2 separate regions of the Mus musculus genome follow, and region 2 is linked to region 1. A link is a loop called in an ENCODE intact Hi-C map of the cell type or tissue named here. Cell type or tissue: gastrocnemius. All regions are shown on one strand. Links, peaks and the distances in the headings refer to the core of each region. The heading gives the core; the rest is flanking DNA. Region 1 has its middle 8.6 kb from the start of Larp4. Region 2 overlaps Lima1 (LIM domain and actin binding 1).

The links. Peaks named below come from ENCODE experiments on the same cell type or tissue, not always from the same donor. Only the 100,000 strongest peaks of a DNase experiment are listed, where the experiment ranks them.
Region 2: a loop joins it to region 1, with 2.1 times the contacts of the local background. A loop is called at or near these places in 2 of 42 quality-filtered maps.

What each region holds. Positions count from the first base shown.
Region 1 is chr15:99,956,537-99,971,790 of GRCm38, reverse strand. It overlaps a transcript of Fam186a not described here and a transcript of Larp4 not described here. Among named protein-coding and RNA genes, the nearest start is that of Larp4, 8.6 kb to the left of the region's middle. In gastrocnemius, for the core only: no CTCF peak of the experiment used is centred there; no DNase peak of the experiment used is centred there; H3K27ac peaks cover 714 bases.
Region 2 is chr15:99,848,611-99,863,864 of GRCm38, reverse strand. All of the region lies in intron 1 of Lima1 (LIM domain and actin binding 1), which reads left to right. Among named protein-coding and RNA genes, the nearest start is that of Lima1, 19 kb to the left of the region's middle. In gastrocnemius, for the core only: no CTCF peak of the experiment used is centred there; no DNase peak of the experiment used is centred there; H3K27ac peaks cover 972 bases.

The sequences.
Region 1 (15,254 bases), core at 3,971-8,970:
TACCTATCTGCCACCTGAATGCTGGAACAACACCTTAAAGTGATGTTTTCATTTCATCAACTCTTGCTTGTTTTCTTGTTTTTTTTTTTTTTTTTTTTCCCCACTTTGAGACAGGGTTTCTCTGTGTAGATCTTGGCTGTCCTAGAACTCACTTTGTGGACCTGGCTGGCCTAGAACTCAGAAATCCGCCTGCCTGTGCACCCCCACCCCCACCCCCACCGAGTGCTGAGATTAAAGGTGTGTGCCACCATGCCCAGCCCTCTTTATCTTTCTTAAAAATTTATTTTCATTCTATACATATGGCTCTTTGCCTGCAGGCATGTATATGCTCCCTCCTGCATGCCTGGGAACTGAACCTGAGTCCTCAACAAAAGCAACCAGTGCTCTTAACAAAAAAGGTTAGACCATCTCTGCAGGCCTAACCTTTCAATTCTTTCCTTTCTGTTTCTTTTGCTTACTTTCTCCCTTCCCCTCCCCACAAGTCTACCTCCCCATGACAACATCTTTCTGTGTATTCCTGGCTGTCCAGGAACTCACTTTGTAGACCAGGTTGACCTCAAGCTCAGAGATCCTCCTGCCTGTACCTGCTCAGTGATGGGATTAAGGTATGCACCACTACACCCAGCCCCAACTTTCTTTTTCTTAACCCATATAACCCCCTTTCCTTTGCCTCACAAGAGACTCACTTTCTTACATTGCCTCTGCTTCCCAAGTGCTGGGGTTAAAGGCATGCGCCACCACGACCAGCCATTACTATTATTTTTTTAATCTCAATCATTAAACTTAGTTGCAGAATGTTTGATCACACTGTGAACCCTGAGACTGTCATATCCTGGAAAAAACCTATTTCTAGCTATGGTGTAGCTCAGCCCTTAGCACACATCTCTAATCCCAAACAATGAAGGTAAAGTTAGCTTGAAGAAGGAAGCACCCATGTTTGAAAGTGATTTCTAATTGAGTGGCCAAGTGCCAAATCACAGAATAGGATCTGCCCAGTTCTTATGAGAACAGACAGGAAAGGGAAGCAACTTGAGGAAGCAGTGCAGAGAGAGGAAGGGGCAGTTTTTTACTGGGACAGTTGTACACAGACAGGTTGGAGAGAGAACAAACTAGACATAGGTGAAGACAGATCAAGCCAAAGAATGAGAAGGAGCCAGAATACTAGAACAAAGTTGCCGAAGTTGGTTTGAACCCAAGCAGAATAAATCAGTAAGAAACGGAGAAGCCAATCTGACATCAGTAAGCTTGGAGTGGAGTTTGAACCAGAAGAGCTGAGTTAACCAGACACCCTAAGCTCAGAAAGAACTAGGAAAGGGTGAGTTTATTCAGCAGCAAGTGTTACAGGTGACACATTCTAGGCCTAGATAAGATTGTACGGAGGCTAGAAGATTCTAGGACTAAGCCTAGGTTAGTAGACAGAGGCAGTACGCCTCAGAGACAAAGTTTACTTCAGGCAAATAAAAGCTATATTACAAAACTCTCTCCCACTAAAATAGAAACAAAAGCACTTACCTCCAAAGCCATGATGCATCAAGGTATCTTCCGTATTTGTCAATCAATATCTCTCTATATAAGGTTCTCCCCAAGACTCTACTTCACAGATCTCTTCATGTCTTTAGTTAGCAACTTATAGTTTATCTTAATTTTTCCCCCATTTTTAGTTTGTTCATAAAAACCCCATTGTATGGTCTTCGTGGCTTACGGTAACTGCAGCAGCTCTTCAACAGGAAGGGGAGGATTTTAAAGCTTGCCTTTAGCTGGGCAGTGGTGGCACACGCCTTTAATCCCAGCACTTGGGAGGCAGAAGCAGGTGGATTTCTGAGTTCAAGGCCAGCCTGGTCTACAGGTTTTAAAGGCACACGCCTTTAATCCCAGCACTTGGGAGGCAGAGGCAGACGTATTTCTGAGTTCGAGGCCAGTTTGAGTTTGGTCTACAAAGTGAGTTCCAGGACAGACAGGACTATACAAAGAAGCCCTGTCTCAAAACAAACAAACAAACAAACAAACAAAAAACCAAAAAACCCCAACAACAACAAAAAGGATGCATATCCAGTTGCTGATTAATTCCATGCTACATGGGAGGGATACAAGAATGAGAGAGAGCCGGATGGTGGTGGCACAAGCCTTTAATCCCAGCACTTGGGAGGCAGAGGTAGGCAAATTTCTAAGTTCGACCAAAAAGAAAAAAAAAATATTTATTTATTTATTTGGTTTTTCGAGACAGGGTTTCCTGTGTAGCCCTGGCTGTCCTGGAACTCACTCGGTAGACAAGGCTGGCCTCGAACTCAGAAATCCACCTGCCTCTGCCTCCCGAGTGCTGGGATTAAAGGCGTGCACCACCACGCCCGGCATAAATAAATTTTTAAAAAAATTTTTAAAAAAATAAAAAAGAGTGAGAGAAAAATAGTTTTAAATTAGTTCAGTTGACAAGGCTTTGTAAATGGCTCCAGAAGAGTTGTACCTTTCTCTCTGTAAAATATAAGAGAGCTTTAAGACTTTCTTAATTTGACAAGAATAGGAAGTTCTGAACCTTCTGAACATCCTTGGTAACTAGGTCTGGGCTGTGGTCTGTAAGATAGGAGAGGAAATAATGACTATAGGAGTCCGGTGAGGTCATCAGCCCAGGCAGTATTCTGGGTGTTCGCAGATGTGCATAGCAGATGTCCACATCCAGGCAGTTTCTCTGGAATATCTAAGGGAAAGCATCCTAAATGCAAGGGAAACAGAAGTCAGGACCAGTGTGTGGTGTGTGCATGCTAGTACCAATTACGAAGTTATTTGGGAACAGAGAAGGGAGTCACAACCTTTTTTTAAAAAATGAGATAGAGCCAGGCAGTGGTGGCACATGCACTTGGGAGGCAGAGGCAGGCGGATTTCTGAGTTCGAGGCCAGCCTGGCCTACAAAGTGAGTTCCAGGTCAGCCAGGCTACACCCTGTCTCGAAAAAAAAAAATTAAAAAATTTTGAGATAGGGCCTCATTCTACAACCCAGGATGAATTTCAACTCTAGCAATCGCCTAGCCTCAGCACCTGAGAATGGAATTACACATCTGCACCACTGTGCCTAGCTGACGGTGGAATCTCAAAGAGAAACATTTAGTTTGACCTGTACATGTTTATTATCTTTAAAAGACAACTGCTGCTGGGCTTGGTAGAGATTGTCTATCATCCTGGCTCCCTGGAGTCTGAAGCAGGAAGATCAAGAGTGGAAGACCTTGGCTAGTGAGATTGCTCAGTGGGTAAAGGCTCTTGCCACTGTGCCTGGTAACTCAAGTCCCCAGGAACCACATAGTAGGAGGAAAATGACTCCCACAAGCTTCACACACACACACACACACACACACACACACACACACAAAATCAATCAGTCAGTCAATGTAGTATGTAATTTTAAAAATTAAATTCGCCGAGCGTAGTGGTGCATGCCTTTAATCCCAGCACTCGGGAGGCAGAGGCAGGCAGATTTCTGAGTTTGAGGCCAGCCTGGTCTACAGAGTGAGTTCCAGGACAGCCAGGGCTATATAGAGAAACCCTGTCTCGAAAAACCAAATAAATAATTAAATAAATAAATAAATAAATAAATAAATTCAAGACCAGTCTGGGCTATAGAGTTAATTCAAGCCCAATCCGCCAATTTAAAAAAGAACTGTCTAGAAATAAACTGAAAATACAGGGGAGTGGAGCTGGCTGTGTAGCTCAGTGGTAGAGAGCTTGTGGAGCCTACATGAGCCCTGTGTTCAGTCATCGATAGTGTGCAGAAGGGATGGAGTGGAAAAGAAAAGAAAAGCAGCTACTTCGCAACTCAGGCCCTGGGAACTAAAACACCTTTTTTGTGTTCTGTTCAGATCTTGAGAGAACCCAACAGAGGACTAATTTTACAATGCTTCCAACAAGGAACCAACATAGGAAATTTTTGTAGAGAGCTGAAACCATACAGCAGTCATTTTTAAAAATATGTAGAGTCTAGCAGATGATACTGTAAAGTTTATGGGTCCATAAGCACAGTAAAACTATGTAAAGATAGACTAGGTACATGACACCCCAAATCCATGCTTGCTGTTACCCCTGAACTAGGATTGAAAAGGCAATGCACACTGGGGAAGAACCAAGAGGCCTCAACTTTATTTCTTAGGCTTTTCCCGCTTTTAAAGTTATCTAGCTAAGCACACCTGTAATCCCAGCGCCTCCCCTGCAGTCAGAGCTGCCCAGAGAGGCATACCTCTACTTGGGTAGAAAGCAGCCTCTAATGTTTCCTTCAATTTTGTGAGTCAACTATGAAACCCCAAAGTTTGTCAGGCTCTTAAAAACATAACAAAACTAAAAGAAAGCAAAAGAAGAAAACATCAGTAAGGGGAAACTGGTACTCCTCCAAATACCTTCTAAGCTATCAAATGGTAGAAAAGTTATGGGCAGATGAGGAGCTCGTAGGACACTATTCCCATACAGGCTTAAGCCTATTTCAGCCGAGTCCAGGAAGAGAGGAGAGACTGGATATTGGGTTCTAACACCTAGAACGTAATTCTTCAATGCAGGACTGTGTCTTCCATTCCTTTTAGCATTCCTGCTACCCTGTGTTTTCTACCCCTCCCTGTTCTACAATCGTATAGAATGTCTAGTTCTTTACAAAGAGGAAGCAGCCCTAAGCATTCTAGTCAATGACAGTGTCACAATGGGTCTACTAATAGCATCATCAAGACTTGAATCTTTGAAGCCTTCTAGTAGGTCCAAGTAGTGTTCCTTGTAACCTCGGGAGTCCTTGAAGCTTCCTAGTGGACACTTAGTAGCATTTGTTTATATTCTGTGAAAAACAGAATAGAAACAAAGAAATCACCCAAATTTTCAAAATGCCTGTCAAAAGGCAGAGCAAAGTCTACTATGAATCTGACTCAGATGATGATGATGATGAATTCAAGGAACTTGCCACGTTGAGAAAGCCCATAAGCAACCGTGATAATCCACTGAGCTTGCAATTTGAGATCCCAGCATCAGTACAGTCAGTCATCCATAAGATTGAGGAATCACATATCTTTCGGGCCAAAGAGGTGAGTAGCCAATCCATTGACGGACTTTGTACAGCTTTGTATAACTTTGTACAACCAGGTGAAATTTTTTGTTGTTGTTGTTTGAATAGAAAACACTTCACACTCAATAGCTGACTGAATTTTAGCTAACTCTGACTTCAAACGACACTGTTACCACACTGACCATAGACAGATAGCAAGCTCCAATTCTGTATCAGCCTGTTCACACCAAAACTGTTCGCACAATTTAAGAAGTCAGTAGATCTGGATCTGATAGTGTACATCTGTAATTCCAACACTCAAGAGGAAGATGAAGGTAGGAAGATCTTGATCTTGTGTTCAAACTTGAGGCCAGGTTGTGCTGAATATTAATGAGACGTGGCTAAGATAGATAGATAGATAGATAGATAGATAGATAGATAGATAGATAGATAGATAATAGATAAAAGGTGTGTCATGTGGAAATGGCTCAGCTGGTTGGGGCTCTTTCTGCCATGCCTCACACCTGAAGTTGATCCCCAGAGCCTGCTTGTCAGAAGAAAATCAAATAGCCAGCTGTGCTCTGGCCTCCACACATACGTGGAGTGGCAATTTCACCCACCCCACCCCCACACACAAGTAAAGGCATAACTGTGATTTTAAAAGTAGATTAAAGCTGACAGTGGATCGCAGTGATGGAGGATGAGATAGACTCTAGGCTCCACTCCAGGACTTCCAAAAAGGGAAGAGAGGAAAGGTTGGTAGTAGTGGGGCTGCTTTCCACACAGTGTTTCCTGTTCCAGATTCTCACATCTGGCAACACCTGTGTTTGCTCTTAACAGCTTTATTTGTTGTCTTAGTTACTTTTCTATTGCTGTGATCAAATGCCACATCCAAGGTAACATGTAAAAGAAAGTGTGCATTGTGAGACCTGCTGTGGCAGCGGGTGAGAGTCCGGGGCAGAGCAAAGGCACAGTGGCAGACAGCTGAAAGCTGGAGGCAGAGAAAGGACCAACTGGGGATGGTGTGGGCTTTTAAAACCCCAGAGCCCACAAAAAATATTCCAACATGTGAGCCTACCGGCCATTCTCATTCAAACTACCACACTCCACTCCTTGCCTCCATAGGCTTGTGGTTACATCAGGATACAAAACCCAAGGAGTCCAACTTCAAAGGCCCCCATTCTCCTTTACAGTCCTAACCCTGTGTGAAAGTCCAAAGCTCAAAGTCTCTTCTGAGATTCAAGGCAAACTGTAATGCCTCTTAACTGTAACGCCCTGCAAGGTCACAATAAAAAAGCAGAGTACATACTTCTGGTGCACGGTGGCGAAGAACATACATTGCCATTCTAAAGGACAAATGGGAGCAGAGTGAGAAAATACTGGACAAAGCAGACTAGAAACCCTGTAGCTCCAAGTCTGATACCAGAGGCCTTGGGGACTCAGCCCTTCCTTCCAGCTTGCTGATTGCAACACACTTCCCTCTTGAGCTGGTACCACTCCCTGTCTCCAACTCTCCTTGCCAGATGTCTCCTGGCTCTGGCACCTCTAGCCTTGTGGGGTCTCCAGTGCAATCCAGGCCTCTCTTTCACAGGCACACGCACACGCACACGCACACACTGGCATCGCAGGGCCTCCTTGCAGGGCATCCCCTTTATATGCCTGGCTTCAGTGGCTCTCCTTAACTGTGGAGGGAGAGTCTGTAACCCCTTTACACATACACCCTTCATGACTCTAATGTCAGAACCACATTATTGACACTGCCAAGTTCCAGTGCCTGCTTGGGAAAGAGGGAACCTGGCTCCCACAAATCATTTGTATAAGCTTCTTTTTGTTGTTGCTGTTCATTTTTTTCTTTTTTAGGAATAGAAAATTTCTTGGTTTTTACAAGTTGGAAGCTCAGCTGGCTGGGGTGGGGGTGGGGGGCGTGTCGCGTGTCTTGCCCTGAGAGTATATTTCCTATATTCCATTTTGGAGCAGGCCCTTCTTCCTCTCCCTCCTTCTCCCCTCCCTCTTCCACCTCCTCTTCCTCTTCCTCCTTCTCCTTCTCTTCCTCCTCCTCTTCTCCTTCCTCTTCCCTCTCCTCGTCCTCTTCCTTTTTGAGCCCAAACCTTGGTTCCAGTGTTAAATTTCTCAGTGCTCTTTTTTTTGCTTCACACTGTACATTTTTTCTGTTTGTCCTGCTCATTCTTTTTCTTTATAGACCCACGTGAGATAATTAATAACTGAAAGGAAAAGAAGAAATAAAAGAGGGACATGACTGCCCTAAGGGGATTGAGGTTTTTATTATAGACATGAGAGCACAGGCAGACACATCTAGGAGAGTACAAAGTGAACATGGCCACACTGAGCCCGACTATGTGAAGACAGGGAGAGGGAGAGCAAGAGAAGCCATTGAGCAAGAGAGGTGGCTTGGACCAAGAGACTGTTCAAGAGACTAAAAAGGCAGAAGGGTCAATGTGGTCAAAATGGATTATATAAGGAAGAGCTGAGGGAAGAGGAGCCCAGAAGCAGGTGGGGTATGCCAAGTAAAAGGACCCTGTGACAGGTAAGGACTCAGGGATGCTCAGAGAACCTGCCTGCTAGAGTCCACTTTGAAATGTTAATAGGTACCTCTTCCAGGTGTCCAGGGTTTGAGACCTAACAATAACCACACAACAGATCTCTTCCTCCGAAGAAATTAGTCCATTACTTTTAAATTTAGCTGAGGCAGATTCTTGGGACAAGAGCAGAAGGCAGCCACATTCGTTGCCAAAATATTGCAAGAACAGCCTCTAGCTGAGATACTAATCTCACTCTACTCTGAAACATCTTGAGTTGGGCACCCATGGTCCAACTGCTCTCAGCACTACTGATGTCCAAGCTCCCTCCTCCTAGCATAGCTTCTAAGCCCTGGGTCTAGCATTCAACCTCTCTCCTAGTCCAAAGTCCCAGAGCTTTCCACAGTCCTCCAAAAGTCAGCATGGTCAAGACTGTACCCAAGTCCTCCTTCTTCAATTTCTTATTTACTTTTCTATTTCTGTGATAAGACACCATGACCGGGAACAACTACAAGAAAGTGTCAGAAGATTAGAGTCCATAATGGTGGAACAGAGGCATAGTGGCAAGGACAGTAGAGACCTTGCATCTTTTTTTAAAAAATTTATTTATTTATTATTATTATAATAAAGGGCATCAGATCTCATTATGGATGGTTGTGAGCCACCATGTGGTTGCTGGGATTTGAACTCAGGACCTTCGGAAGAGCAGTCAGTGCTCTTAACTACTGAGCCATCTCTCTAGCCCTTGCATCTTAATATACAGATCGGAGGCAGAAAGAGCTAACTGCCTATGGCAGGACCTTTCAAAGTTTCAAAGGCTGCTTCTAGTGACACAGCTCCTCCAACAAAGCCGCTCTCCTCTTTTCCTTCTTTTGTTTTTGTTTTGTTTTGTTTTGTTTTGTTTTGTTTTGTTTTTTGAGACAGGGGTTCTCTGTGTAGCCCTGGCTGTCCTGGAACTCACTCTGTAGACCAGGCTGGCCTCAAACTCAGAAATCCACCTGCTTCTGCCTCCCAAGTGCTGGGAGGACACCACTGCCCGGCTGAGACAGGATTTCTTGTAACAGCCCTAGCTGTGCTAGAGTTCACTTTGTAGACCAGGTTGGCCTTGACACACAGAGACTTGCCCACCTCTGCTGAGATTAAAGGTGTACACCGCCACACCCAGCCCTTATGATCTTCCTAGATATTTCTGCTTCGCTGCCCCCTAATTTACAGCTAACCACCAGCCTGTTTAGTCTTCATTTTATATAAAGAGAGTTATATATTATTTTCTTCTTTCTGAATCTTTTTATGTGTATGTGTGTGTGTATGCACGCATGCTCAAGTTCAAATCCAGCTTTAGTAAGGTTATTTGGAGATTTTGGTAGCAGGACACAGTCTTTGACTCTGCTCATGGATCAGAATAGGCATCAGTTTATATTTTGTTTTGTAGGTGATTTGAGTAGTCAGCCATTTTTGAATCCTTCCTACTTCAATTACCAGCTGGTAAAATCAGATTAATTTTAAAAAAATTCTCTATAGCAAAGATATTTGTAAAAAACAAGCTTCAAAAGTAAAACCTACATATTTAAAAGATTACCTAAACTATTAAGAATATATAAAGTAGCCAGGCAGTGGTGGCACACGCCTTTAATCCCAGCATTCTGGAGGCAGAGGCAGGCAGATTTCTGAGTTCCAGGCCAGCCTGGTCTACAGAGTGAGTTCCAGGACAGCCAGGGCTACACAAAGAAACCCTGTCTGGGGGGGGGGGGAAGAAAAAAAAGAATATATAAAGTATATTAAAGATATCTGTGTTAAAATTCTTAGATTTATTTATTTGTTTGTTTGTTTATTTGGTTTTTCAAGACAGGGTTTCTCTGTGTAGCCCTGGCTGTCCTGGAACTCACTCTGTAGACCAGGCTAGCCTCGAACTCAGAAATCTGCCTGCCTCTGCCTCCCGAGTGCTGGGATTAAAGGCATGTGACACCACGCTCGGCCTTAGATTTATTTTATTACTTCATGTATATGATATTTTGACTGCATGCGTGTATGTGCTCCACATGAATACCTAGAGCTTGCTAAGGCCAGCAGAGTGCGTCAGATTCTCAAGAACCAGAAGGACTGTGAGCTGCCATCCTCTGGTGCTGGAAAGCAAGCCTGGGTTCTCTGCGGACAGCAGCTGTTGCTCTCCCCCTTTGAGTGATCTCTGTAGCCCCAGGACAGCTACTTCTACCTGTCCTCCAGGTTTCCAAGCAAACATTTGATGTCTGTGCGTCCTTGCCATTACTTATGGGTAATTATGGTTCAGAGACCATACTGTTTCCAAAGTTATAAAAGTCCCCATTGGAGTCCAGGTGTGGTGGTACACCCCTTCAGTTCCAGCACTTGGGAGAAAGAGGCAAGCAGATCTTAGTGAGTTCCAGGCCAGCCAAGGCTACAGACTGAGGCTCTGTCTCAAAAACCAACCAACCAACCAAATGTATTAAACAAACAAAACCAGTTAACCAAACAAAAACCAACCACACTTTGCAAGACCCAGTGTGGCTCCCGTGGAATTGGAGGAGAGAAGGCACTTGATTTCAGCCTTTAAAATCAACAGAGCATTTCCACTGGTCGGATTCTCCTTCTGTGTAGCCTTTCCCAAATACTTTAACGTCTACTTTGCAATAGGTCTAAGGATGGACTAATTTCAGGGTCTGGAGGACAGCCTTCCTCTGTCAGCAGACCTGGAAACAAAACTTTAAAGGGTGTGGTGTTCCTTCTCACAACTCCAAATTTGCTGTGGAACATCACGGTGACCTGGCTCTCGTGCCTGGTTCTTTGGCCAGTGGCACAGTATGCATCAAGGATCCAGGTGAAGGCTCTCAGAAGGTTCTGCATGGCTGAGAGTCATGGCCACACCACATCCGTTTCTGGCAGCCTGTATAAAGTGGACTCACAATACAGGCACAACCACCTTTTAAGAAAGGTTCTTCCAAATGTCTTGCTTGTCCTGTGAGCCATATAGTTTTAATATTGACTTACACAAGCTAAAGTCATCTGTATGATGAGAGCCTCAGTCAGGAAAATGCCTCCGGAAGAGGCTTTAGTAGGGGGTTATCTTAGTGGTTAATGGGAGAGAGTCCTGGTCATTGTGGGAGGTGCCATGCCTGGGCTGTTGGTTCTGGCTTCTATAAGAAAGTGGAATGATCAAGCTATGGGGAGAAAATCAATAAGCAGTACCATAGCCTCTGAGCCAGCTCCTGCCTCCAGGTTCCTGCCCTGTTTGAGTTCCTGTCCTGACTTCTTTCTTTCTTTCTTTTTTTTTTTTTTTTTTTTGGTTTTTCGAGACAGGCTTTCTCTGTGTTGCCCTGGCTGTCCTGGAACTCACTCTGTAGACCAGGCTGGCCTCGAACTCAGAAATCTTCCTGCCTCTGCCTCCTGAGTGCTGGGATTAAAGTCATGCGCCACCACGCCCGGCAGTCCTGACTTTCTTTGATTAAAAAAAAAAATGGCCATATTGGACCAGGCTGACCTGCCTGTGCCACCTGAGTGCTGGGATGAAAGCTGTATACCACCACTGCCCAGCACATTTTTTATGTTCTAGTAAAGGGCTGTGCATAAGCTTTGATTTATTGATAATGTTTTGAGACAGGGCCTCCCTATGTAACTTATGCTGTCATGGAATCCCCTATGTAGTCCGAACTGGCCTTAAATTGAAAATCTCCCTGCCTTCACCTTCCAAGTGCTGAAATTATAGATATAAGTCACGACCATATCTACTTGAGAACAAATATTATAGCTCCTGTTTTTAGACAGGCTCTTGCTATATCTCCCTGGCTGGTCTGGAACTCTCTGTGTAGACTAGGCTAGCCCAGAATTCACAGAGATCTACCTGCTTCTGTCTCCTAGGTGCTGTGATCTAAGAAGTGTATCATTATACCTTGCTTATTTTGTTTTTGGTTGTTTTGGTTTTTTTTTTTTTGAGACGGTCTCAGCTAGCCCAGGCTAGCCTCAATTTCCACTGTATAACCAAGGCTAACCTTGAGCACCCAATCCTCCAGTTTCCTCTTCCTGTTTGCTGTGATTATAGGCATATGTCACCACAGCCAATTTTGAGTGGTGCTGGAGAATCAAACCTAGCAATTTATGCATGTTAAGTGTGGTTGCTATTCTTGGTTGTCAACTTGACTACATGTGAAATCATCTAAAACCCAAGTGGCTAGGTACACCTGTAAAGAGGTTTGTTTGTTTGTTTGTTTGTTTGTTTGTTTTTCCCCTTCTTTTTTCCTTTTTGTTTTTGTTTTTTCAAGGCAGGTTCCTCTGTGTGGCCCTGGCTGTCCTTAAAGTCACTCTGTAGGCCAGACTGGCTTCAAACTCACAAGAGAGCTGCCTCCTTCTGTCTCCCAAGTGCTGGGATTAAAGGTGTGTGCCACCACAACCCACTTACAGGCTACTTCTTCGAGGATTCTGGCATATGCTGAAGACCAGCTGAGACATCTAGCTTTGTGAACGGAACAATGACTGGATTCTTGGAACTAATTTTGGTTGGCAGCCATTGTTGGACTAGCTGGACTATAAGCCTATAAGCCATTTCTTTTCTTTTCTTTTTTTTTTTTTTTTTTTTTTTTCGAGACAGGGTTTCTCTGTATAGCCCTGGCTGCCTTGGAACTCACTTGTAGACCAGGGTGGCCTCGAAGTCAGAAATCCGCCTGCCTCTGCCTCCCGAGTGCTGGGATTAAAGGCATGTGGCACCATGCCCGGTCTATAAGCCATTTCTAACTCTCTCTCTCCTGTAGAGTCATTCCACACGTCCAGTTCCACTAGAGAACACTGCCCAGCACACAAGGCATGCGCTATCAGCGGAGCTCCATTTCCACCCATGTCACAAGGATTCCATACCGTCTGTTTTCCCTCCCTTGCTAAGGACCTCTTTTCCCTCCTTTTCATACTGTCCTTTATATTTTTCATGAAGTATAGGAACACCCACACATGTGTACACATATATACACACACATGCACACATACACACGTACACATATATACACACCAATTTGTTTGAGACAGTGTCTTTCACTGAATCAGAAGGTTACTATTTCAGCTAAGATGCTGGCCACCGGGTGCCCATTTCTGCTCCTCAGTATTGGGGTGATAGGCATGCTTAGCTTAGCCATGTTCTGCTTTGATGTGGATTTGCACCCAGATTCTCACACTTGCATAGCAGTGCTCTCTACTCTCTACGCCTCTACTGCACTTTCCAAAATACCTTATATTTGTGCTGGGGGGTGGGTGATGCACCCTTTCAGTCCCAGCACTCAGAAGACAGAGGCAGGTAGGTCTCTGTGAGTTCAAGGACATCCAGGGCTACACAGAGAAACCCTGCCTCAAGACAAACAAAAAACCCCACCTTATTTGTGTTTCCTTTAAGTCAGAATTTTATGTAGTTCTGGCTGGCCTTGAACTCACTAAATAGCCAGGGATGGCCTTGAACTCCTGGTTCTCCTGCCTTCCATTTCCTCTGCCACCAGCTGCTGGGATTATAGGCATGTGTCACTGTAGTTGGCTTTAAAATGTTTTCAACATTTCTTTTGATTCCTTCAAAATTATATTCATAAATATTCTACTAATCATAGTCATACTTTAAAATTAATGCGAATATGAGTAAACAAAAGGAAATTAGTTATGATTTCATGCTTCTCAATGTTTAAATCCTAGGACAAATTTAACTTGAAGTAGACGGACCTTCATGTCTAAGTTAAACTAAAGTGTGAAAGCTACAAACAGCTCGATACAAATTTAGTTCTATTGTAGCAACACTAGATAGATACAATTAGCAGAAATGCTTTATTATTGGCACCATTAAGTCTGCTTTTAAATTTTATCTCTATTTTATGTGCCTGCATTTGGTGTTTTGCCTGCATGTATGTGGGTGTGAGGGTGTCAGATCTTGGAGTTTACAGACAGTTGTGAGCTGCCCTGCGGGTGCTGAAAATTGAACCCCAGAAGAGCAGCCAGTGCTCTTAACTGCTGAGCCCTCTCTCCAGCCTCTAGTTTGCTTTGCTTTTCTTTTCTCTTCTTTTCTCTCCTCTTTTTTCTTTTCTTCTCTCTCCTTTTCTTTTCTTTTCTTTTCTTTTCTTTTCTTTTCTTTTCTTTTCTTTTTTTTTTTCCCCGAAACAGGGTTTCTCTGTGTAGCCCTGGCTGTCCTGGAACTCACTCTGTAGACCAGGCTGGCCTCGAACTCAGAAATCTGCCTGCCTCTGCCTCCGGAGTGCTGGCACCACCACACCTGGCTAGTTTGCTTTTCTTTTGCTGTGATAAAGACCACAAGTTGCAAAAGCAACTTGGGGAGGAAGGAGTTTATTTGGCTTCTAGGTGCAAGCCCATCATCAGGGGGAGTCACAGCAGGAACTCGAGGCAAGAACCTGGAGGCTGGAATGAAGCAGAGGCCAGTGGAGAAAGGCTGTTTAGGGCTTGTTCACTTTACTCTGTATTTGACTCAGGACCACCTTGCCAGGGCTGGTCTCAGCCAGAGGGCAGGGCCCGACCTCCCACAGCAATCCTTAATCAGAAAAATGCCCCTAAGACTTGTCTGGAGACCAGTTTGATTGGGGCATTTGCTCAATCAACGTTCTCTCTTCCCAGAGACAACTTGACAGGAGCTAGAGTCATCAGAGAGGAGGCAGGGAGCCTCAGATGAGAAGATGAGAAAAATGACTTCATGAGATCAGGCTACAAAACAGCCAGCAAGCAGTGTTCCCCTATGCTCTCTGTTTCAGCCCCACCGCCAGGATTCTGTTGGAACTGCTTGTGATGGGGAACCGTTCTATGGACTGAGAGTGAAAGAAATCTTTTCTTTTTTAAGTTGCTTTTCGTTGTGGTGTATAATCACAGCAGTGGTAGCCCTAAGACACAGATGACCTTAGCTTGTGTCAAGCGCACAAACAACTGCTCAGCACAGGTGCTGCTGTGCCATGGTGTTTTAGAATTGTGAAAATCACTTGGAAATTAAAAACTTATTTATGGGATGTGTGCGTCTGTCTGTCTGTCTGTCTCTCTCTCTCTCTCTCTCTCTCTGTGCACAAGCAAGTGTGTTTTTATATCCTATGGCACCATGTAGACATCAAAGGATAACCTCCTGGAGTCAGCTCTCTCCTGCTGCTTGGTAGGCTCTGGACACGGAACTCTTTGGTGGTCAGGTTTGGCAGCAAGCATCTCCCCTGGTTGAGCCATTTCATCAGCACTCCCCGCCCTGGCCCCCACTCAGTACCTTTTTAGAAGATGCTAGTAATCTATCTTTCTGATAATTCTGACAACCAAATGGGTTCCCACAGTTTTTCGATGTTTGTTTGTTTGTTTGTTGGAGAGAGGGTCTTTTGTAGCCCCGGCTAGCCTCAAACTTCCTGTGGAATCAAGGGTGACTCTGAACTTGTGATCCTCCTGCCTCCATCCCTTTGTGTTAGGATTCCAGGCTTGCTCAGTTGACAGGTAGGGTGCCTGCACAGGACATGGATGGCCCTGACTCAGTCACCACTACCCTAAAGAGGAAGCAACTCACACTTTGCCTTTAGCAGTCTTGGTTTTTGGATAAAGCAGAGGCACTTTGGAAATGTTAGTGACAACAAATGCTATTTTAACAAAAGAGCTGTGTTTAGGGTCCCAGGCCAGCGTAAAACCCAGGGATCTTTCCATTTCATCACAATCTTGCTAGGTGATGAAAGCTTAAAAAGTTAATTCTTTTTATTTATTTGAAGAGTTGTT
Region 2 (15,254 bases), core at 6,253-11,252, 110 kb after region 1:
ACGACGACAAAGCATCAATATTAATATATTTGTAATTAATCCCTAAGAAATAAGGAATGGAGCATCAATCTTGGGGAGTTGCCCGGCATTATGGCTTGCGTGGCATGCGTGGCTTGCGTGGCTCCGTGGTTTGATGATTCCTTACTGGACCACCCTAGCTGCTCTTACCCTTGGTTAAAGCACTGTCCTGTGCTGCACCTCTCAGCTTATTGCAGAAAGGTAAGACTAGAGAGCTTGTTTCAGTAAGTCTGTTTAATTCTCCCGCTTGACGGAATTGGCTCCACTATCTGAACTGGCTCTTCAGATTGAGCAAGCTCTGAAAAAAATATCATCTAAAATTTCAGAGAAGAATAATTGAAGCCAAGCCTTTCCTGGAAATGGCCAATAGTGAAACTAAGAAGGCCTGTGTCTGGAGGGATCTTGACTAATTAGTAAGGACACGGACTGGGGTAAGGAGGTTCTGCCTTCAGGAGTTGTTTAGGACTCTCCTAAAATAAGGCATGTTTCCCTACCCTTTTTTTTTCCATGACAGGGTAGCCCTGGCTGTCCTGGAACTCTGTAGACCACGTCCAGAGCTCAGAGATCCTCCTGCCTTCGCCTCCCAAGTGCTGGAATTAAAGGTGTGAGCTGACTCCCCCAACTGGTTATTTTGTCTTAATTAAGCTTGTAATTGGCAAGCATGTGGCTTGCAGACAGATACTCAGTTTGGCTTGCTTTGTCTTTTGAGGCAGGGTTTCTCTGTTGTAGCTCTGGCTGTCCTGGAACTCACTCTGTACACTAGGCTAGCCTCTTAACTGGGAGATCTTCCTGCCTCTGCCTCCCAAGTGCTGGGAGCGCCACCACTAGGTGTGAGATACTCAGTTACACAGTGGGACTTTGTTGAACACGGTAGGGAAAGTGCCAGCACAGCACTGTGTTCCGTGTGTGTGTGTGTGTGTGTGTGTGTGCGTGTGCGCGCGCGCGCGCGAGACGCATATGTGATGCACCTGATGATCACATACGTATGTCACCAGTGCAGAGGTTAAAGGAGACACAGTCTATGCGAAGAGCCTTGCCAGCTGCTCACTTCCGAGCTTCTCTGATCAAATGGGCTTCCTTTCACATTCACCTTAAATTTGAAATCATTGGCTGCCTTTTTCTATCCATTTCTCTCACTGTAGGAACTGGCCGAAAACCCCTCCCCGGGAGCTGTCTGCCCTTTGCATTGAGTTAATTATCAACCGACGTGGAGAGGCAGAGAGGAAGCAACGAGACAAAAAACAAATTAGTTATTTGGGAGCGAGGTGGGGGGAAGCCTGTATGTGTTAGAGCCGGTAATTGTTTAATTTAAAGGAGAAGAAGATTAGAGAGGCTCTCGGGTGATCTTTTATGACCTGCAATTTTCAGATCAAAGTGTGTTTTTAAAAGCTATAAATTATATTTCATGTTTAAAGAAGATATGTGAAATTACCATAGTTATATGTCTAACAAGCTAATTTGGGTTTCTTTTTTTTTTTTAAGTTTTCTTTTTACATTAACTTATCTTGCATGTACATGTATGTGGACACATGTGGAGTCAGAGAACAGCTTTTGGTGTGAACTCTCTCCTTCCACCGCGTGGGCTCTGTGGAGAACTCACGCCACCAGGCTTAGAGCCATCTTGCCCAGCCCCTGACTGGGGTTTCTGAAATGCAAGAGCTCCCTACACTGAGGCACATTCCGGCCCGGCCCGACCCTTTCTTTCGCTGGTGATTTGACAGAAATAAGTTGAGCCTGCAGCGCCCCCACATTCCACAGCCACGCTTCTCTTTTGTTTGTGCTGGAAGCCATCATGTTTCCAGCCTCACCTCCTAAATGAACAGGAGTTGATTTTCTTTCTGAACCTCGGGTCCTTTCTATACAGATGACCCAGCCACTGAAATACACCGTGACAGTATTTCTGCATGTGTTACTGTGAGGATGAAACACATCTGTATGTGGGATTCCATTAAAACGACACAGATCCGTACTCCAGCAATAGGATGAGGAGCACAGAGTCTCTGGGCTCTGCAGTGAGTACAGGTTCAGCCAGAATGTCAGAGTCGAACCCTGTAAACCCTATAAACGAGAAAACAAATAAGGAAACACAAAACAAAACAGAACAGAACTTGGCCAAGCCTGTACTCTCAACACTCCGCAGGCAGAGGGAGGCTCCAGGCCAGGCAGGGCTATGTAGCAATAACCTGCCTTAAAAAAAAAAAAAAAAAAAAAAAAAAAAAATCTGAGTTCTAGGCCAACCTGGGCTACAGAGAAAGTTTCTGGACAGCGAGGGCTACACAGAGAAGCCCAGTCTCAAAAAACAGAAAGAAAAAAAAATAGCTTGCAAGATGCTAGGGATTGGGTTTTTTGTTTGTTTTGTTTTGTTGTTTGGTTTTTTGAGATAGGCTCTCAACTAGCCCAGGCTGGCCTCAAACTCGCTGTGTAGCTGAGGATAGCTAGATGGCCTAAACTTTTGTTTATTTAGTGTGTGTTGGGGTGGGGGTGGGGTATTCATAAATGCTACAGCTTGTGTCCGGAGGTCAGTGGACAGCTTTGTGAAGTCAGCTCTCTCCTTCCAGGAGAGACTCTGGGAATCTCGGGGCTTGGCTATTAGACTGCAATCACCCCGTTACCCTCTGAGCAGTCTCCAAGGCCACTTATGTTTCTGAACCTCTGGCCACAGTCTCCCAGGTGCTGGGAATGCACTCCATGCCTAAGTTCTGTGCATTGCTAGGGATGGAACCCGCAGTCTTGGGCATGAGGATGTGAGCGGTCTACCAACTCACCGATAGCCTCAGCCCTAAATGTAAGATACTATGCATCCTTTACGTTTCTTTTTAATTTATTTATTATTGTATGTAAGTACACTGTAGCTGTCTTCAGACACCAGAAGAGGGAGTCAGATCTTATTACAGATGATTGTGAGCCACCATGTGGTTGCTGGGATTTGAACTCAGGACCTTCAGAAGAGCAGTCAGTGCTCTTAACCACTGAGCCATCTCTCCAGCCCCGTATCCTTTATGTTAACATGAACTCGCAGGGCGGCAGGGCAGAGATGCAGGCCAGGTCGGGGCTTCTGGACTGTATCATTGGCAATCATGACAGCCTAAAGAAGGCTGTTCAGACTACCCTGGGCACCAGGGGTGTGATTCTCAGCATGCTGTTGCCCCATGGGAATCAGAGTCCGTAAGACTTTTAAAGTCTGGTCTGTCACATTTTTCTGTTGTTTGGAAACAAGGGTCTCACTCCAGAGCCCCAGCTGGATAGAAGTTACAGCAATCCCCCTGCCTTAGCCTCTTAAATACTGAGATAACAGGTGAGAATAACAAGGCCTGTCTGGTTCTACTACCTTTCATTTTATTTATTACTTATTTATTGAGGGGGCAGCTTGTGGGGGTCAGTTCTTCTGTTTCACCAGGTGGATGCCGGGGAATTGAACTCAGGTCATTGGGTCTGGCAGCTTTTCCTGCTAAACCATCTCCAGGACTCTGGCTCTAAAACTCGGCAACTGTATGCCTCTGAGAAAATTAACTTCTCTGAGACTAATTTCTTCCTCTGTCGGGTGAGAATGCTTGCTTTGTGATGTCATAAACACTAAGTGAATGAGATCAAGAGGATAATGAGCCAGCGTGTGTAAAGCCTGTGGCAAATGGTTAGCTTTCAGTAATTGATCCCCGGGCTACAGTGGCCTGGCAGAGATGTCGTCTCCCTAGGTAGGTGGCTAGAATCTTCAATTCCAGCACTTGGGAGGCTGACCCAGGAGGATCAAGAGTTTGTGCCCAGCCTGGATCATATAATGAGAACCCTCTGAGGCCTGCCTAATATTCAGATGATATTTGAGTGGCCCCTCCCCAAGTAGGAAGTGCTGGACTGCCAGGACAAGGGGAGGACCTGAAACAGCCCCAAACAGTGAGTTTCTCTTAAGGCTGTGGGGCCATATAACACCAGTCAGGCTCCCCACTGGACCGTCTCCCCATTGAGATGTGGTTCTCATCTGTACATCAAGTGCCATTTATGCTTGCAAGGAATATTAATGAGGTCTGGATAAGAATCAGACACCCAGAAGGGACAGCTGCTGGGAGAGACAGCTTAGTTGTTCAAGGAGTTCCATGTGATATTCAGAAAGCCCCTGTGCAATTAAAAAGCGTAATTAAGCTGCAGAGGTATAATAAACCATTTATAAATGACATTTAAAAATAAATGCCGGCGAGGTGGCTCAACTGGTAAAGGCAAATGTTCCATATGCCCAGTGGCCCAAATCAGATTTCATGGTGGAGGGAGAAATGCAATCCCCAAAAGCTGTCCTTTGACCTCCAGATGTGTGCCATAGCACAAGCATGTCTCTCTCTCACACACACTATATGCATACACCTACCATACACACTTACATACATACCATATACACATATAAACACACAACACACACACACACACACAAACACACATACCATATACACACATACACCACAGAGAGAGGGTGTGATTATAATTTTAAAATAAAATAAATGTAGTTTCAAATATATAAATTGATGTGACGTTTCTGAGAGAAATTCAGGAATGTCTATTGAACTTTTGTCGATGGAAAAAGCTCCTCTGGGGCTGGTGAGATGGCTCAGTGGGCACCCAACTGCTCTTCTGAAGGTCAGGAGTTCAAATCCCAGCAACCACATGGTGGCTCACAACCATCCGTAACAAGATCTGACTCCCTCTTCTGGAGTGTCTGAAGGCAGCTACAGTGTACTTACATATAATAAATAAATAAGTAAATAAATAAATCTTTAAAAAAAAAAGCTCCTCTGTCCATCAAATGTGCACCTCCAGTGGGCACTGTGTTCACATCCATTGCAGGCTTGCTCACGGTGAAGAGCCAAGCAACCTAAAAATGTTCATTGACTGTCTTAGTCAGGGTTTCTATTCCTGCACAAACATCATGACCAAGAAGCAAGTTGGGGAGGAAAGGGTTTATTCAGCTTACACTTCCATGCTGCTGTTCATCACCAAGGAAGCCAGGACTGAAACTCAAGCAGGTCAGGAAGCAGGAGCTGATGCAGAGGCCATGGAGGGATGTTACTTACTGGCTTGCTTGCTTCCCCTGGCTTGCTCAGCCTGCTCTCTTATAGAACTCAAGACTATCAGCTCAGGGATGGCACCACCCACAAGGGGCCCTCCCCGCTTGATCACTGAGAAAATGCCTTACAGCTGGATCTCATGGAGGCATTTCCTCACCTGAAGCTCCTTTCTCTGTGTTAACTCCAACTTTGTCAAGTTGACACACAAAACTAGCCAGCACATTGACATTGCCTTAGTAAGTTATAAGATATCAGACATCATGTAGCATGATGTTATTGTGGTTCTTGGAAGATGGAATATTTCCTTGTGTCCTTAGGTGGGAAAACAGACAAAAGGAATAAAAACACTACTGTCAAACAAGGACGTGCCAGGTGGTGGTGGCGCACACCTTTAATCCCAGCACTCGGGAGGCAGAGGCAGGAGAATTTCTGAGTTCGAGGCCAGCCTGGTCTACAGAGTGAGTTCCAGGACAGCCAGGGCTATACAGAGAAACCCTATCTCGAAAAACCAACCAACCAATCAACCAACCAACCAAACAAACAAACAAACAAACAAAATCCAAGGACGTACAAAAGGCCTTTGGGTATTTTTCACATGTGTGCGTTTTTGTTTATGAGACACAGTTTTCTGTATAGTCTCGGTTGGCTTTTGAGAGCCCAGGCTAGCCTTGGACTGGCGGCACCCTCCCCCACTGGTCTCGGCACCTTCCTTGGTGCTAGGATTGCAGGCCTGAGCTGTTAAGACCTGCAGAACTGTTACATTGTATAAATGACCTCTCAGCGCCTCGGTTCCCTCATCTGTCAAGGAAGCACCACCTGCTTAGGTCTGCAGGCGAGGGCTTCCCAAAGCGGGGAGGCAGAAATGTTGATGGATTCCACCCTCAGTGCTGAACTGTGGACCTAATTAAAGATTAAAGCTTGCAGTACTGGGAGAGACCACTGGAATTGGGGGTCATTTCCGGGGAGAGGCACAAATGTAGGGCAGTGGAAATCCCGGGAATCTATGAAGGGTTCATAGCTAAGACTGAGTAATGAAAGATACAAAACCTGAACCATAATTAGGCAAGGCTGCCAGCGGAGGGATTGGGACACCAACCCAGCCACAAAACCTTCGACCTACAATGTGTTCTGCCTGAGATGTGCTGGGGTAAAGGTGGTGCAGAAGTTGTGGGAGTGGCCAACCGGTGACTGGTCTAGCTTGAGACCCGTGCTGTGGGAGGGAGCCCACCCCTGACATTGCCTGGAGGGGCGGGAACCAGAGGCTGGATAGCCCAGAGGCCTAGCTAAAACCAAACGTGCCAGGCCACAAACAAACAAAAGATTCCAGATGTTGTTCTGCTATAGACAAGAGCCTGACATAATTGTCATCAAAGAAAACTGATGGAAACAGTCAGAGACCCACAGCCAGACATTAGGCAGAGGAAGAGTGGGAAGAATTGTAGGAGCCAGAAGGTCAAGGACATCAAAAGGAAACACTCGGGAATCAAGTAACCTGGGCTCTCGGGGCTCGTGAACTGAGACGGGTTCAGGAGACTGAACCACCAAACAGGAAGCCCCCATGGGATCCACTGCACATCTGTTATGATGGCATAGCTTGGTCTTCCTGTGGGACTCCTGACAGTGGGCGTGGGGTGTGTGTCTCTGACTTATTTGCCTGCTTTAGGGACCTTTTTTGCCTACTAGGTTGCCTCCTTCAGCCTTGATTTGAGGGAAGATCCCTGGTCTTATTGTAACTGCTGTGTTTGGTTGATATTGCTGGGAGGATTGCCCTTTTCTGAAGGGAAATGGAGGAGGAACAGACACACTTGCACATGCGCGCACGTGCACAGTGAGAGAGAGAGAGAGAGAGAGAAGAGGGAGGGATTTAGTGGGTTGTAATATATAAGAGAATAAATTTAAAAATTTGAAAAAAGTTATAGGTAGGAAAAGTATTCTACTTTGATAAACTTGTGATGCTGGGAATTGAACCTGGATCCTCTAGAAGTTCAGTCAGGACTCTAACCCCTAGCCACCTCTGCAGCCCCCATTCTAAATGATTTTTAATTAGAGCCTTATAAGAGACATAGGAGGTCTTACATAGGAACTAAGCTTTAATAAGAACTGAATCTTTAATGTTTTGTCATCTGTGACCTCGACACTAGTATATAGAGATGTCAAGAGACCTTAAGCTGTGTGCTCTACCCTTTTCCATACTTACATCCCTGTATATGAGACCACTCTCTGGGGCCAGTTGTCACCTTGACTGTACATAGAAGGAAGGCTGCCCTGAGCCTGGTAAACATTGGAAGTAGAGTTGGAGTTAGCTGGTGTTTCCGAGGTATGGTCCTGTCTCGCAGTAACCATGGTAACCATGACGAGAAGGTGGGTGATGCATGCCCTTAGGGAGGGCACCTCAGTCATCATGATCACCTGGTGACTTTCAAGCTATAATGTATAATGTATGTTTTATTTTATTTTTGGTGCTGGGAATTAACCCAGCTCATTGTAGGTACTATGGCCGATCTACCTCCCAGTCCTAAAACTATACTTTTAAAAATAAGGGTTTATTAAAATATAATGATTTACACATCATGTAGCTTATCTGTTTAAGTGTCCCATTCAGTGGATTTTAATATACCCACACAGCAGCCACCAAAGGGGGGGGAAACACCAAATTATATATTATAGAATTTTTTACATGTAATCTTTTGAAGAAGTGGTGCCCTTTTCCAAATGACCCTCCCATTGTCTTTCCCACCACAGTATACAAACATTCCAGCTGCTTGTATCCTCACCAGCACGTGTCAAGTGAGCCTGTCTCACAGTAAGAAATATTTCAGGCTGGTGAGATGGCTCAGTGGGTAAGAGCACCCGACTGCTCTTCCGAAGGTCCAGAGTTCAAATCCCAGCAACCACATGGTGGCTCACAACCATCTGTAACAAGATCTGATGCCCTCTTCTGGAGTGTCTGAAGACAACTACAGTGTACTTACATATAATAAATAAATAAATCTTAAAAAAAAAATTAAAAAAAAAAAAAAAGAAATATTTCACCTTCCACTGGGCATTGTGACACATGCCTTTAATCCCAGCACTCAGGAGACAGAGGCAGGCTGATCTCTGAGTTCACAGCCAACCTGGTCTACAGAGTGAGTTCCAGGACAGCCAGGGCTACACAGAGAAACCTTACCTCAAACAAACAAACAACAAAAGAAAAAGAAAAGAAATATTTTATCTTCCTACACAGTTCACACACACAACACATAAATAGCTCAACAAGAGCGGTGTTGTTTTTTTTTTAAGGATGTTTGTTTATAGTATAATCAAACACTGTAGTGTTTGCTACAATGTTTTAGTCCTTATTAAAACAAATAAACGGGCTGAGGCTGTAACCCAGTGAGCTTTCTCACTGATTCAGTGAGCACACAGTGCGCTAGAGGCTCTGGCTCAGCTTTGCAAAAACAAAAGCAAGAGCAAAGCATGCTGGTTCTGACTCCAAAAACTGGTTTTGAAACTTACTAATTGTGCCCTGGAGTCAGAAAAACACTAGGCCATTGTAAGTCCCTTCGCCTTAAAGAAGAGGGAGGACAAGGCCCAGACAGGTGTCTTCCTAGGTCACTTGGCTAATTAGTGGCAGAGGCAAGATTAGAGCCCAAGCCTGTTATCTTCCAGGTTTGATATTTTTCAATTGTAATTTAAAGTCTCTTGCAGCTGCAGTGCAGCTTACTCTGATTTCTGGGACCCATCACAGGACATGCAACTGAGTCCCGTTCTAAGAGAGTGGCTTGTATTTCTCCGTTTTGTAAATCTTCGAAATCTCTGGCACCACAGGGTCACATGGATTTGGCTCGCATAGCATGGAATAGTAAGTGCACGAGAGAGCTTGAGAAACAGGCCAGGAGAACACTGATGTTAGAATTAAATCTCCTAACATTGGTGTTTGATGATCAGTTGCTGTAAGTAGGAAAATGGGAGAAGCCAAAAGGAACTTAGTGTTTGCTGCAAGCTCTCTTTAGACCCTGTGATTGTGGCCAATGAAAAACATGGACCTGACCGAGTACCAGAGGTCACAGGCCAAATCACTAAGTTGCTTTTTAATTTAATATTTTGCTTTGTTTTTCAGTGCTGGGAGTTGAGCATAGGGCCTTGTGCATGCTAAGTGAGCACTACCTCTACCTTTTGTTTGGTTTGGTTTTAAAGAATCATTTATTTATTTTATGTATGTGAGTACACCACTGCTCTCTTCAGACACACCTAAGATGGCATCAGACCCCCTTGCAGATGGTTGTGAGCCACCATGTGGTTGCTGGGAATTGAACTCAGGACCTCTGGAAGAGCAGTCAGTGCTCCTAACCGCTGAGCCATCGCTCCAGCACCTTGGCTTTGTTTTCTATTAAGCCCCTTTCCTACGGTAGACTGCTGTCTGCCTGGCTCCTCACTGTCCCAGACTCTGCACAAGCTGGCTGTAACTCTCAACTCTCAGGGGGTGAGGAGAGTTGCCTCTTTCTCTCACTTTTACTTTTACTTTTTGGTTTTTTGAGACAGGGTTTCTCTGTGTAGCCCTGCCTGTCCTGGAACTCACTCTGTAGACCAGGCTGGCCTCGAACTCAGAAATCCACCTGCCTCTGCCTCCCGAGTGCTGGGATTAAAGGCGTGCGCCACCATGCTCGGCTTCACTTTTACTTTTGTGTTATTTTTCTTTCCCTTCCCTTCCCTCCCTGCCCCTAGTACTTCGGATTGGCCTAAGGCTTGACAAGTGCCCTGCTGCTGAACCATTCACCTTTAAAACACTTTTGTTTGTTTGTTTGTTTGTTTGAGAATGGTATCTTACTTTGCTGTGGTTGACCTGCAACTAGCTCTGTAGTCCAGGCCAGCCTCAAATTCAGAGATCTGCCTGCCTCTGCCTCCTAAGTTCAGAGAATAAAACAGGCACTGCCATGCCTGTTTAAAGAAACAGAAGAAAATGTTGAACTTTTATTTTATTACTTGTTTGTGTGGGCTGGAGTTACAGGAGGTTGTGAGTCACTGTGTAGGTGCTGGGGTCATCTGGAAAATCAGCTTTAACCGCTGAGCCACCACTCTAGCCCTGTCCTTTTTTTTTTTTTTTTTTTTTTTTTTTTTTTTTTAATGTATGAGCTTGGGTGTTTGCGTGGGAGTTCTGTGTGCTGGGCAGAGGCTTCAGGTCCCTGGATTTGGAGTTGCTGGTGGTCTGTGAGCTGCCTGCCAGTGGGGGGCGAAGTGAGGGTAGGGTGGGTGCTGGTAGCAGAACCCGGTTCTCTGCAAGATCATGCATCCCCTAACACTGAGCAATCCCCCCAGCCCCTTTGGTTTCCTTTAGGACAGGCTCTCAAGTAGCCCAGGTCAGCCTCGAACTCCTAATCCTCCTGCCTCCAAGTCCAGAATGAGGAGTTACAGATGTGTGTCAGCACACACAGAGGCAGGCGGATTTCTGAGTTTGAGGCCAACCTGGTCTACAAAGTAAGTTCCAGGACTATACAGAGAAACCCTGTCAGAATTTCGCTGGTCTCTGCCTCCCAAGTGCTGGGATTAAAGGCGTGCGCCACCACCGGCCGGTTGGGTTATTTTTAAAGGATGAATTCTGGATGCTGGGAGTGTTGTATGTGGTCCCTTTCCTACTTTTCTGGTATACACATCCCTCTCTCTCCAGCCCTTTAATTCTGTGTTTTCCAGCCTTTAATGAGGGGTAGGGGAACCTTGGCTACTAGAACCATTGCAAGGTTCTGGTTAAAACGTGGTCTATCCCGGGCTCTTCTCCAGCTTGATGAGTCATGGGAAAGAACCCAAAAAGTCAGTATTTGAAACAAGTTTCCTAGGTGATTCTTGTGTGTACTTAAGTTTATGACCTACTGAATTAAAATTTCTTTTCTCTTTCATTTCTCATTTCTCATCTTAACTCCTTTTGGTTTCTCTGTTTCCACTCTGGCTTTGTTGTCTGACATAGTTATTCATTAGCATGTATGAGGGAACACCTGAGTTATGTCAACAGCCCTGACTGGGACAAGCTGCTCTGAGTTCAGCACTAAGGACTTTGCTGCTGCATTCAGTGGTTTCTCATAGTTTGCAATGAATTGTTTAGTGAGCAAGCTGTGTGTTTCAGTCTCCTTTCCCTGAAAGCTCTAGTCTATGCAAATAGCTGACTCCAACTGGTGACTTCAGAGCCTGAGGCCATTTCCTTCATTGACAGATACCTGTTGGTTATGGTCATTAGCTAGGGCCTGTAATTCAAGCACTTGGAAGATTCAGTTAGCCTCAGCTACATAGCAAGCTCATTGCCAGCCTAAACTGCATGCGACTCTAAAAGAAACCAAACCAGAGGCTGGAGAGATGGCTCAATGGTTAATGGCACCGGCCGCTGTTCCAGAGGACCTGGGTTTCCCTACACCTGCACAGCAGCTTACAACTCTCGGAAACTCCTGTTCTAGGGGATCAGATGTCCTCTTCTGGCCTCCTCAGGCATTGCACACACATGGTGCACATACATAGATGCAGACAAAATACACACACACACAGAGATAGATAGATAGATATATAGATAGATAGATAAATCCTTAAAAAATTTTAACCCAAACAAAACAGCAACAGACTGTATGATGTGATCAATGTTATTTTTTTAGTATTTTGTGTTTGTGTGTATGTACCATGTGTGTTTGGAGATGAGAAGACAACTTATTGGACTCCACTGTCTCTTTTCACCATGTGGTTACAAGGGATTCCACTCAGGTCATCAGGCCCACCACCTTCACCCACTGAACTGTCTCGATGGCCGAGGTGAGAGTTTAAGGAGAAGAGAAACTGAGCCTTGAGTGATTCTGGGAGTGGGGCTGAGTGGAGGCAGGGAGGCTTCTGCAAGATAATGAGAATGATTTGCGTCAGGAGAGCGCCATTAAAAAGATAATTTCAAAATTGAGGGACTAATTAGTTCTGGAGATGACAAGAAGATAGTAAGATCTAAAGTGTGGCTTTAATCCTAGCCCCCAGGAAGCAGAGGCAAGAGCAGCTAAAACGTGGCTCTTGCCTTTTGGTTTGGGGAATTTTGTTTTGTTTTAGTTTGGTTTTTGGAGACAGGGTTTCTCTGTGTATCCCTGGCTGTCCCGGAACTCACTCTGTAGACCAGGCTGGCCTCATACTTACAGAGATCCACCAGTTTCTGCCTCCTGAGTGCTGGGGGTTAAAGACAAGGACGGGGTCTGTGGTCCTTGTGTTGGTGGTTCAGTGGTCTGTAGGAAATGTCTGGGGATAGAGCCAGGCCAGAGCAATAGATGGATGATGAAGTGGAGCATGTGAGGACTGCAGTCTGACTGCGCTGTACCAGCAAAGTGCGTGTGAGAGGAAAAAGCTTAAGGTAAAAAGTAATTTTAGGGCTGGTGAGATGGCTCAGCAGGTAAGAGCACCCGACTGCTCTTCCGAAGGTCCGGAGTTCAAGTCCCAGCAACCACATGGTGGCTCACAACCATCTGTAACGAGATCTGACTCCCTCTTCTGGAGTGTCTGAAGACAGCTACAGTGTACTTACATATAATAAATAATAAATAAATCTTTTTTAAAAAAGTAATTTTAAAAAGCTATATGTGGGGCTGGAGAGATGGCTCAGCGTTTAAGAGCACTGACTGCTCTTCTGAAGGTCCTGAGTTCAATTCCCAGCAACCACATGGTGGCTCACAACCATCCATAATGAGATCTGATGCCCCTTTCTGGGGTGTCTGAAGACAGCTACAGTGTACTTAGATATAATAACAATAAAATAATTTTTTTTAAAAAGCTATGTGTGAGTTCAGATATGTATTATAGATATAGAAACATAGTCATCAAAAATAGCTCACATCTTGGGTAGAAGGGCAAAATCTGGGATAGAGATAAGCTGAGGAGGAGGAGGAGGAGGAGGAGGAGGAGGAAGAGGAGGAGGAGGAAGAGGAGGAGGAGGAGGGGGAGGGGGAGGAGGAGGAGGAGGAGGAGGAGGAGGAATCGTCAGGGGCCTGGATGCTTGGACTTAGTGGTGGAGCCTTTGTCTTGCAAGGTCAAGGCCCTGGGCTCAATCTCTAGTTCAAGGGTGAAGGGTGGAGAAAAGGCCAGGTGGAAGATTGCAACAGTTACTTTCCCAGACCCTAGGCAAGAAGGGGAAAAGATTGTGTCTGAGAGAGCTTGTCTGCCTCCATATTTTATCCCTGGCCTGGTAATGTGTGACTCAGTAAATAAATATAAACACTTAGGGCAAACTGCTCAGCAAGTGTAACCTTACTCCCCATCCTTCCACCCATGAATTTGCTTCTCAGTTACACAACCACTTTTCTATACAAAATATCCATAAAAGGAGATAAAAGAGGGATCACATGCTCCTGAAGTGACTCTGTCCTGATACAAGCATCTACGTCCTTGTTGACTCTGGGAATTTGGTTGGCGTTACAATTATCCTATTGTCTAGATACATATCTCTACAGGCAGCTGGCTGAAGTTCTCCAGCAACAGTGGCAGTGACTAGCCCACACGCCTATAGACTTGTCTGTTATGTCTCTGCAGTAAAACAGTGAGCTTTGTATGTATGATAGATGAAGCTTCTTGTTTATAGGATTTGGGTGACAAGGACAGTCTCTCACTACTCAGACTAGGCCGTCCTCAAATTCAGGATCCTCCTGTCTCTACCCTCTGTACTGGTATTACAGAGGCTTGCTTGTAATACCATACCTGCCTTCAAGTTATTAAGGCTTCATTTTTTTCATATGATTTGCATTTATGTCAAAAGTTTGAATAAGGGCTGGAGAGATAGCTCAGTGATATATGTTTTTTATGTAAAAAAAAAAATTTTTTTTTTTTGGCTTTTCTAGACAGAGTTTCTCTGTATAGTACTAGCTGTCCTGGAATTCACTTTGTAGACCAGGCTGGCCTCGAACAAATATTTTTATTATATGTACATACATATACATATATTTTATTATGTGTACATTTTATATATTTATTATTTATTTATTATATATTGTATTATGTTTATATCATAAAATCTGACCTAAGAGGATGGTTTTGGGAGTCTGAAAAAGAGCCTCATCTAGAAAGACTGGATGCTGAAGAGCAATACTATACCTTTAAGTACATAATAGCTGGATCCCTGTTTACAGTGGAGTGTGTATAGTGACCAGAAGTAACTGTTTCTCTCAGAAGTAGGGATGATTACCTCTGATGCTTACTATTCTGATAACAAACTGCAGTCCCTTGAAGACTTTGGGGCTGTGGATGCTCAAATCCCTTTATATAAATAGTGTCATGTTTACATAGAACTTATATGCAGTTCACACCATCATTAGACTACATATGATGCCTAGCATGATGCGTGCTGCTCTAATAGTTGTGTATATTGATCATGGAACAACGACCCGAATCTGTGCATTCAGTGTGGGTACAACACTGTTTCTTGGTTTCTTGGTTTCTTCCATGGTTTCTTGTTTTATTTGATCCTTGAGACAGGTCTGAGTGGCCTTAAATTCATGACTATCCCCCAGCCTCAGCCTCCTGAGTACTGAGAATACAGGCATGCACTAACATACCCTGTATATGCAAATTTTTGAAAATATTTTTTGGTTCTCAGTTGGTTTTATTCCGCTAATGCAGAATCCAGGTGTGTAGGGGGCAATCTATAGCCGTCTCGGTGGTTTTTGGTAAATTCTAATCACATTTATGTGCACCGTGGCACAGGTGTGGAAGTCAGAGGTCAGCTTGCAGGGATCAGTTCTCGACTTTTATTTATTTATTTATTTATTTATCAGTTCTCGACTTCTATTTATTTATTTATTTATTTATTTATTTATTTGTTTGTTTATTTATTTATATGTAAGTGCACTGTAGCTGTCTTCAGACGCACCAGAAGAGGGCATCAGATCTCATTATCATTACAGGTGGTTGTGAGCCACCATGTGGTTGCTGGGATTTGAACTTCGGACCTTCGGAAGAGCAGTCGAGTACTCTTACCCACTGAGCCATCTCACCAGCCCCCAGTTCTCGACTTCTAACACGCAGATCGTGGGGCTTAAACTCAGGTTATCAAGCTTGGAGAAAGCGCCTTTCCTCACTGAGCTACCGTGATGGCCCATTGTTCCCTCACTGAAAACCAACTGGTGTAGGTTTGCAGCAGCCAGGTGGCCCAGGAGTGAACATCTCCCTTCCTAGCTATCAGTATGTAGTCTACTATTGAACCCAACCCAG